Regions from separate parts of the Homo sapiens genome. Here regions 2 and 3 are each linked to region 1. The links are chromatin contacts, found by Hi-C or POLR2A ChIA-PET in ENCODE. All regions are on one chromosome and are shown on one strand. Each heading gives the region's core, a stretch centred on a gene start or an enhancer-like site at or near the end of the contact. The rest is flanking DNA. Distances are from core to core; before and after follow the strand shown.

Evidence for each region. Hi-C counts contacts between places; a loop is a spot of excess contacts on that map. ChIA-PET counts read pairs that join two places held with the same protein, here RNA polymerase II (POLR2A). Pooled maps may share reads with other maps.
Region 2: a loop to region 1 is called in a map with no recorded cell type, with 6 times the contacts of the local background. The contact joins two enhancer-like sites. A Hi-C loop is called at or near these places in 11 of 168 maps with a recorded cell type or tissue (B cell, CD14-positive monocyte, CD4-positive, alpha-beta T cell and 5 more), 33 of 37 single-sample maps with no recorded cell type and 18 of 50 pooled maps. POLR2A ChIA-PET finds 5 or more read pairs at or near these places in 17 of 52 experiments (CD4-positive, alpha-beta T cell, CD4-positive, alpha-beta memory T cell, CD8-positive, alpha-beta T cell and 12 more).
Region 3: a loop to region 1 is called in a pooled map, with 2.5 times the contacts of the local background. The contact joins two enhancer-like sites. A Hi-C loop is called at or near these places in 3 of 168 maps with a recorded cell type or tissue (CD14-positive monocyte and OCI-LY7), 6 of 37 single-sample maps with no recorded cell type and 8 of 50 pooled maps. POLR2A ChIA-PET finds 5 or more read pairs at or near these places in 6 of 52 experiments (B cell, CD4-positive, alpha-beta T cell, Panc1 and 3 more).

What each region holds. Positions count from the first base shown.
Region 1 is chr15:31,254,470-31,257,263 of GRCh38, reverse strand. No RefSeq gene overlaps it. Among named protein-coding and RNA genes, the nearest start is that of LINC03034, 25 kb to the right of the region's middle. RefSeq lists an enhancer at 771-1,343. Within about 2 kb of position 1,428, at least 8 of the 41 ENCODE cell types and tissues checked have a DNase peak (open chromatin) inside an H3K27ac peak, as active enhancers do; they include B cell, CD14-positive monocyte, GM12878 and 1 more, where a contact is called at or near this core.
Region 2 is chr15:31,434,234-31,437,288 of GRCh38, reverse strand. It overlaps a transcript of KLF13 not described here. Among named protein-coding and RNA genes, the nearest start is that of KLF13, 110 kb to the right of the region's middle. RefSeq lists an enhancer at 1,922-2,441. Within about 2 kb of position 1,313, at least 34 of the 41 ENCODE cell types and tissues checked have a DNase peak (open chromatin) inside an H3K27ac peak, as active enhancers do; they include B cell, CD14-positive monocyte, GM12878 and 1 more, where a contact is called at or near this core.
Region 3 is chr15:31,457,694-31,460,789 of GRCh38, reverse strand. No RefSeq gene overlaps it. Among named protein-coding and RNA genes, the nearest start is that of KLF13, 130 kb to the right of the region's middle. Within about 2 kb of position 1,534, at least 4 of the 41 ENCODE cell types and tissues checked have a DNase peak (open chromatin) inside an H3K27ac peak, as active enhancers do; they include B cell and OCI-LY7, where a contact is called at or near this core.

The DNA of each region.
Region 1 (2,794 bases), core at 179-2,678:
ATAGGAATTTATTTCTCATAGTTTTAGAGGCTAGGAAGCCCAAAATCAAGGTACCAGCAGAATCAGTGTCTGGTGAGGGCTTCCTGGTTCACAGTCGGTGACTTCTTGCTGCGTGCTTACATAGTAGAAGGGACAAGGGGTCTCTCTTGGGCCTCTTGCATAAGGGCACTCATCCCCTTCATGAGGGCTTCACTCTCAGGGCCTAATCACCCCCAGCAAAGGCTTCACCTCCCAACACCATCACCACAGGAGTTAGGATTTCAATATATGAAACTGGGAGGGACACAAACACTCAACCCATTGCACCACTGGGCTAGAGCCCAGAGTCAGCACCTGCTGCTGCCCTGGTAGAGAAGCAGGGGCTGTGGGAGGAGCTGGCACTGCTGTTCTGTATCGAGGAGGATGCATCTTCTTTGCCAGAGCTGTGACTGCTGATAAAGGTGCCGCCTGTGCTCAGGCTTCTGGGGTCCCTAATCATCCAGCTCCTGCTGCTACAACTGCCATGCTGTGATACGGACATTCCTCTCTTCCTCCTGCCTTTGGAGCTCCTGCCACACCTCCTATGTTAGGTGCTACCACAGGGCCTAACCAGAAGCCAGTGGGTGAGGTGCCTGGCACATGCAGAAACCCCGGAGCCCCAGAGCAGAGCACAGACGGCGGGTGTGGGCAGCGACCCTGGCAGCCACCAGCACAGCCCCAACCAGGCTCCAGCCCCACTTGCCTGCTCTTGGCTCCTTGAAGCCCCGGGCTCCCCAGGGCAGCTGGCACGCCCTCCACACTTCTCCCCTGGGCTGAGTGCAGCTCACACTCTGGGTGTGGCACATAGGCCATTTCTGGAAGAGGCTTTCCTAAGCCCACAGGGGCTGCACTGTCTCCTGCTGCTGTTTTCTGCACATCTTCCTCACTAGAGGTGAGTTTCCTGAGGGCAGACAACAAACCTCACTTAGGCCCAGGCCATAAACACGGTGTATGTTTAGTGAATTTGTGAATTAAGAATGAAGGAATGTGGCTCACGCCTGTAATTCCAGCACTTTGGGAGGCTGAGGCGGGCAGATCACTTGAGGTCAGGAGTTCAAGACCAGCTTGGTCAACATGGTGAAACCCTGTCTGTATTTACAACACAAAAAATTAGCTGGGCTTGGTGGCAGGTGCCTGTAATCCCAGTTACTCAGGAGGCTGAGTGGGGAGAATCACTTGAACCCAGGAGGTGGAGGTTGCAGAGAGCATAGATTGCGCCACTGCACTCCAGCCTGGGTGGCAGCGTGAAAACTCACAGGCCTGCCGTTGGGAAAATTATAGAGTAGGTTGGGGGATTTTCTCTCTGGAGATCCCCTTTCCACACTCTCAATTTCTCTATTGCTTCAAGTTCCCGTCCTGACATCTGGCCACACCACACCGCCCTCCCTCAGGTCCTTCCTTCTGGCCCTGCACCTGGTGTCCAAGGGTGTGTAACTGGAACTATGTTGTCAATGGCCCAGACCCGAGCTTTGTGGCATAAAACACACAACTAGCTATTTATAGTCAGGGCTATTTATACAGAGTTTATGAAAAAATAGTTATGTGGTAGAACAAACTTGGAAAATTCAGGTTTAAGCAGATTAAACATGATCCTCTACTACAGAATTTCTCAGCTCCTGAAGACATTAAGGTGTCACTCCATAAAGGGGGCTCATTAGCTCAGTTCCCCAAACTTATGGAACCACAAACTCCTTCTTTTTAGGAACACCTAAGCAGAGTGTAGTAATTGATTAGTTATAACTTTAAATATATGTAATTGATCTATCTTTAAAGAGGTAACACATGCCCATAGAACAACACTCAATAGACAAAGTCAGGTACACAGAATAAAAAATGTGTCTTCCTTCCCGGCCAGCCACCCAGTCCCCCGCCCCAGAGGCAACCGCTGTCAGTAGCAGCATGCGTTTCTTCTCAGAAATGAGGCACAGCTTGTCACCCAAGATGGAGGCTTCCAGGAGGGCTGTGGATGCTTCTGGCTGCCCCTGCTCCTGGCTGCCCCTGCTCCTGGCTGCCCCTGCTCCTCCCATAGATGAGCCTGCTATGGTGGCCGCCACTGTTCTGCTCTGTCTAGCCTTGGGCCCACATTTATCCCTTTTTGTCCACTTTTTCAGAACCTGGAGGTGCTGCTGTTGCTCCTCACAGGTGGCTCCTGTGCCCCAGGCAACAAGCCAGAGGCACCAGTACCCTGGGCATGGCTCCCTTTCATTTACGACTCACTGTAGTTACTTTAGAGCCTTGGAGTGTTCTCTGGGATGAAAAAGATCAGGAATAGCTCTAGGCTGTGGCCTGGAGGAGCCTTGGGATCTCTTCATCCTTTGGAAGAAGGTGAGTTTCTTGGAAAATATTCCAGAAACGGCTCGAGCAGTTGTACCATGCTATTGTGCAAAAGAACGTCCAAAAACATCCTCACTTCTTCATGGCATGGACTTTCTCTGGAGTGGAGTGGGAGTGGTGCCAAGCACATGATGACAGAAGATCATAAAAACGGGAAATGGAATGGGTTTATTAGCTATTTGCTGCCGTGTAACCAGTTACTCCCAAGCCTTGCAGCTGAAATAACAAACTTTTATTATCTCATGAAGTTTCTGAGGGTCAGGAATTTGGGAGTTACTCAGCTCTGCAGTTCAGTCTCAGCATTGCATCGAGTTGCAGTCCAGACACACTGGCCAGGGCTGCAGGCATCTGAAGGCTTGACTGGGGCTGGAGGTCTGCTTCCAGCATTACCCAGGTGGCTGTTGACTAGAGGTCTCCATGGGCCATTGAGCATGCTCAAGAC
Region 2 (3,055 bases), core at 64-2,563, 180 kb before region 1:
AACCCCAACATAAGGCATGGCAGAGAAGAGGCACCCTGCTGCTCCTCCACATTCCCAGTCACCTGTGAGGGCCTCCAGTGACCAGCATTCCAAGATCCTCTCCCCAGCCAGCAGCCACTACTGGCAGTGACTATGTGGAAGCTCCCAGTGCCCTTGGTGGGTATGAAACTGCTGGGGTCCATCTCTAACCTGGCCCAGTCTTTGCAGGGAAGGATGATAAATGGCCACTTGTCGCGCCCGTGCCCACACTTCATGAAAGTGTCCAGGGGATGGTCAGTCCACCTCAGATCGCCCTGGCAGTCAGGGCTGGCATTCCACACGTCTGGGGGGCAGCCTGAACTTTGAACACCCCACCCTCAGGGGTTACCTAGCTGACCCTGCAGCAGGGATCTAAGCCTGTGAGGATGGCAGCGAGTCCCTGAAGCCTGGTGACCTGAGCTCCGGAGCTCCGAGAGGATGGCTGGCTAGATATTTAGTTCTCTCTCCTATCTGTGGTAATGACTAGCAAAAGGGGGCTGGTCGGGTTCTTTCCAGGAAGGTAACATTGTCACACAGCATAGAGTAAAGGGACCCCACAACCTGCTGGGCAGTGCAGTAGCCCCAGGCCACACCTCTGTGAATGGAGCTTCCTGGTCTGGGACCCCAACTGGGGCGAGCGAGGGGTGAAGTGAGCAGTGCACAGCACATGGCATTCCCACATCCTGCACCCTCCCACCCACCCTTGCCTCACTCATGCCGGGCCCTGGGGGTGGGATGAACTGAGAGCCAGAAGTCCCACGTGAATGCAAAGCACTTCCACCCTGCTCACCTCCTACCACACCAAGTGCTGTGGTAAACACGCTCTCCCAGAGATGGGCCGAGCCACGGGCTGGGCATGGATTCTCACCATCATCTGCATTTAGAGGATACCAGGACACAGAGGGGCTGAGGGGCCCGGCTGCCACATGCACTCACATCCTCGGAGGCGTCACCCTGAGTTCCTCCTACTGGGACCCCAGAAACAAGTCATCCCCTAAGAAACCCCAGAGTCCCAGAGTGGTGCCTAGCTGCCTGGCCCTGTTCAGCTCTCACAGGTCCTGCCTACGATGGTGGAGGTGCTCCCTCCTTCCCTCCCTCCCTCCCTCCCTCCCTTTTTCCCCCGCCCTCCTTTCCTTCCTTATGGGCCAAGTGCATGTGCCTGCTCCACTGGGTGGAGCAGAGTGATCAGGACCCAAATTAAGGGACTCCTGGGGCCCTGCAGACATGACTCCTCCCGGCTCAGTGTTTGCCAAACTTAGACTATGATCCACTAAGGTTTGGACATAAGCTCAGTGGGCGGCGATTCCTAGAAAATAGGAGTGTATCACACGTAGGGTGAGTGTTTCATGAAAATGGCATAAGTTATACACATACATGAATAAATGTACATACATCTGTACATGCATGAATACAGCAACTATGAATGTATACTTTAATTTTCTGTAGAGATGGGGGATGAGTGTAGGGTGAATGTGTCTCGCATAAGGGTGAGTGTTTTTGTGAAATTGGTGCCAGTTTTAGATATCTGTACACGCCTGTGCATACACATGCATGTGGGGGTGCCGTGGAGATTGCATCATCTCCTGTGGGTCACAGCCAAAGACGTCTGAGCAACTCTCTTTTATTCTGTTTACTTCAAGAGAAAGAAAAAGTAACAAGCCAAAAGCCCCTGGGCTTCTCAGGAAACAGGCTGAGGGACACTTTCAGCACAGGATCGGAAGGTCTGGGGGTGGAGACACATCCTTTGCCCGCCACAGACACTGGAGGGCGTGTCGACATTGCCTGCAGATGTCCAGGAAAGAGCTTGGACCCTAGGGGGCGGAAAACCGTGGGTCTGTGACCTTGACAAGCTCTCCAGCCTCCCGGATCACCTTCCTTGTCTTCCTTGTCTTCTTTGTCACCTGTAAAAGATCGAGAGCCTCTTGAGGCCGTTTTGAGATTAAACACACCACCTGCGAAGGGTCCTAAGCATGACCCTAGCGAGACCCTTCTCCTAGTCATTCTCACAACCAAAGGTTTTCAGCTTGAAGAGAAAGCCCGAGCTGTCCCCAGTGTCCCTTACTGTGACAAAGGCCCCTCGGAACAGCCCCGCCCCCACAGCCTACAACACATTGAAAGGACAAAACATAGACAAAACTTAAAAGAAGTAAAAACACACACGTTGCACCCGCCCCGTCCCTTAGCGTGCATAAGATATACACAGGAAGGAAGTGGCCAGGGTGATTCAAGGAGGCTGAGCTGCGACGGCTCAAGGAAAGGAATATTTCTGACAAGTCCGCCTTGACTGTGGTTTTGAACATGATTTCAGCCCTAGTTTTGGCCAGTCCCCCGGCCCCCGCCAGCACTTGTGTCTGCAGTCTAGACACAGCAGCAAAGGGGGACACCCATGCAGGAAGGCGCCCAGTGGGCTGCCCCATGGCCTTGGGGTTGGAACCAGGGCAGGATGAGCAAAAGCTGCTGCGCGCCGGCATTGACGGGGGGCTGTGGCTGGGGCAGGGAGGCGTGGGCTGCTGCCCAATCCACAGGGCTGAGGATGAAGGGGAGCTCCAAGAAGCCTGCTTCCCAGTATTTTCCCAGCTACTGACTCACAAACAAACCTGTTTTTGATTTCTGCTCTTAACCCGCTTCAGGCCCTAGCAGGTCCAGCCCCGTGGAACCAGGGAGCTCCAGACACGTCATTCTCAAACTCAAAAGTCCCTTCCACGCCCCTGAGATAGCAAAGACCCAGTTCCAAGCCTCTCCCACCTCCATCCACAGCCTCTCCTGCTTTCCAAGCCTTTCCACACCCCAACTCTGGCTCAACTGGGGGCAAGCACCTGATTCGAACCTCCCTTGGGGGGTACTGTTGGTTCCCGGCCCTTCTTCCCAGTCCTCTATAAAAGGCCTGCCCATCCCCAGAGCCAGCTCAATGCCACCTCCTCTGTGCACCTTCCTGGCTCTCCAACTGGCAAGTCTCTCTCCTGCTGCCACTGATCCTGCATTTTACTGTGTGGGCAGCTGTATGTCCAGCTGTGTGCAGCTGTGTGAACCTGAGCAA
Region 3 (3,096 bases), core at 285-2,784, 200 kb before region 1:
TAAGGGGACAAAAAGCAGAATTCAGGGCCCACCAAGAATAGAAACACTAGTTGGGGCCAGGCTCAGTGACTCACGCCTGTAATTCCAGCACTTTGGGAGGCCAACACAGGCAGATAACTTGAGGTCAAGAGTTCGAGACCAGCCCGGCCAATATGGTGAAACCCCATCCCTACTAAAAATATAAAAATTAGCCAGGCATGGTGGTGGGTGCCTGTAGTCCCAGCTGTTCAGGAGACAGGAGAATCACTTGAACCCGGGAGGCGGAGGTTGCACTGAGCCAAGATCGCACCACTGCACTCCAGCCTGGGCGACAGAGCATGACTCCATCTTTAAGAAAAAAAAAAAAAAAAAGAGGCTGGGTGTGGTGGCTCATGCCTGTAATCCCAGCACTTTGGGAGCCTGAGGCGGGTGGATCACAAGGTCAGGAGATGGAGACCATCCTGGCTAACACGGTGAAACCCCGTCTCTATTAAAATACAAAAAAAAATTAGCTGAGCGTGGTGGCGGGCGCCTGTAGTCCCAGCTGGTGGCGGGCGCCTGTAGTCCCAGCTACTCAGGAGACTGAGGCAGGAGAATGGCGTGAATACGGGAGGCGGAGCTTGCAGTGAGCCAAGATCGCGCCACTGCACTCCAGTCTGGGCGACAGAGCAAGACTCCGTCTCAACAAAAAAAAAAAAAAGAAAGACTAGTTGGGGTGGGTGTCACCCTTTGCATGGGGATACCAAAAGATTGCCTTCTCTGAGAAAACAAGAAAATTAACCCTCATGAGGGCTACAGCCTGGCTTCAGTCATCAGTGTGGCTCAGGAGACCTCAATTTCTGAGCTGGATTAAAGAGAATGTTTATGCTATGAACCTGCCAGAAGCAAGTCTCTGTAAAAATAACAATAATAATAATAACAATAATATCATTATCCTATGCTTCAAAGTATTTTTATAAAGTTTTGCATACTTAATATCCAACTCAAAATGAAAGAGAACCAAGAATTCAAGAAGACAAATCAACACAAACGAAAACTAGTAGAAACAATAGGCAATAGAAATTGACCCATACAAGCCCCAAGTAGTGAGGATATCACATGGAGATTTTTAACTAGCTATGCTTACTACTTTCAAAAAGATAAAACACATAATTAAAAATTCTGCTGAAACTGAAACTGTTTTTTTTAAATGAAATAGCATAAATGAAAGAAGCCAGACCCAAAACGCTATATATCATATGATTCCATTCATATGACATTCTGCAAAAGATGAAACTATAAGGATGGAAAACACATCAGGGGTTATGAGATTCAGAGGATCAGGAGATGGCTATTATAAAGGGGATGCACAGGACAATTTTTAGGGTAATGGAGCTACTCTGTCTGCTACTGGAGTGCTAGCTACAAGTATCTCTGTGTTTGTCAAAACCCATAGAACTGTACACATTACAAAGAGTTCATTTTTAGTGCATGCAAATTACAAAACCTCAACCAGTAGGTTGGGGAATCCCAGGATGGAACACAGACTGTGACAAGACACTCACTGAATTACAAACATGACCTCCGTGAGGGGGTGGGAGGAGGAGCTGGCCTAAGTAAGTTGGGAAAGCGGTGTTCTTACTGGAAACACCTGCAGACAAAGGGAGCGATGCTCTACTCAGCACATGCATGTCAAGTGAGAGCAGGCTAATGATTCCGAAGCTTCCACACAGGTACACTGGGCTTGAACAAACAAGTGAAGGCATGCTGGGTGGTTAGAGCCAGTGTCTCAGTGTGGCGAGTGTGGAAGGGGGGTTATGGATCAACAGTGGGGGCGGGAATGAGTCCTGTAGGGCTGGCCTTGAGTCTGAGATATCAGTGTGAATCCAGGCTTAGTTCAGTGGACAAAGAGGGACAGAGAGAAATCACTAAAGGCACAGGATATGATATGGTTTGGATGTGATCCCAATGTGATCCCCAATGTTGGCAGATCTCCCATGAATGGCTTGGTGACTCCTCACAGTAATAAGTGACTTCGTGCTGTCAGTCCACACGAGAGGTGGTTGTTGAAAAGAGCCTGACACCCCTCCCCTCTCTCTTGCTCCCTCTGTGGCATGTGACGCACCAGCTCCCACTTTTCCTTCCACCATGACTGAAAGCTTCTTGACATCCTCACCAGAAACAGATGCTGGCTCCATGCTTCTTGCACAGCCTGCAGAACCATGAGCCAAATGAACTTTTTTCTTTATAAATTATCCAGCCTCAGGTATTCTTTTATGGCAATGCAAATAGACTAACATGATATACAAATGGGTGAGTACACATACATATGTGTCCTAGCTCTGTCCACTAAGAGAGGCTAGAGCAACAACTCTCCAGTGGCCAGGAGAACACCCAGCGCCCAGGTCTTGGGCTCTATACCATTTTCCAATCAAAGGAAACAGGATCCCTGGAGAAAGGAGAAATCCAGGAAAGAAAGGCAGAGGCTGCAGCATATCTCTGCTTCCCTTCAGCCTGAGTTGGGGGAGACCCCCAGGGTTGCCCCAGGTCTAGCTGGAGCTCATTTTGTCATATGCTTCAACTCAGGTCCATCCCTTCAAAGTCAGTGACACCACTCATCTGTGCTGCCATCAGAGGGACTTTGACAAAATGGGACTAGACCTGCCCTGAGGCCCCTAACCTAGAAAATCTCCGCACTCCCTTCACCCCAGCCTGCAGGGTCCTAAAGCCGGCTAGGCCTGCTCTGCATGGTTCACCAGGCCACCTCGTGGGACGCAGCTTTGCATGAAGAGGCCATTGGTTTTCTTCCTCCGCAGTTGCACCTGGAATCTCTGCCCACAAAAGCTAAGGGGGAGAAAATGGCCAGTCCAGGTGTCGCACAGCTGCAGGCAGAGATCCTGGCGGACCCCTTCTGTAACCAGAAGGCACCCTGTGGGGGGCTCCCTTTTGTCTTGGGGCACCTCCACCTCTACTTACAGCTGCCTGTGCCCCTGCGGCAGGCAGGGCAGGTTGGGAAAAATAGGTCCCAGCTGAGTCACACTCTTAGCTCCAGCCCAGACGGCTTCTTGGGCCAAGGCTGCTTCGGGCTGTGCTGTGCAGTACAAGAGTCTGGGTTTGTCTGGAATCCACAGTAAATAA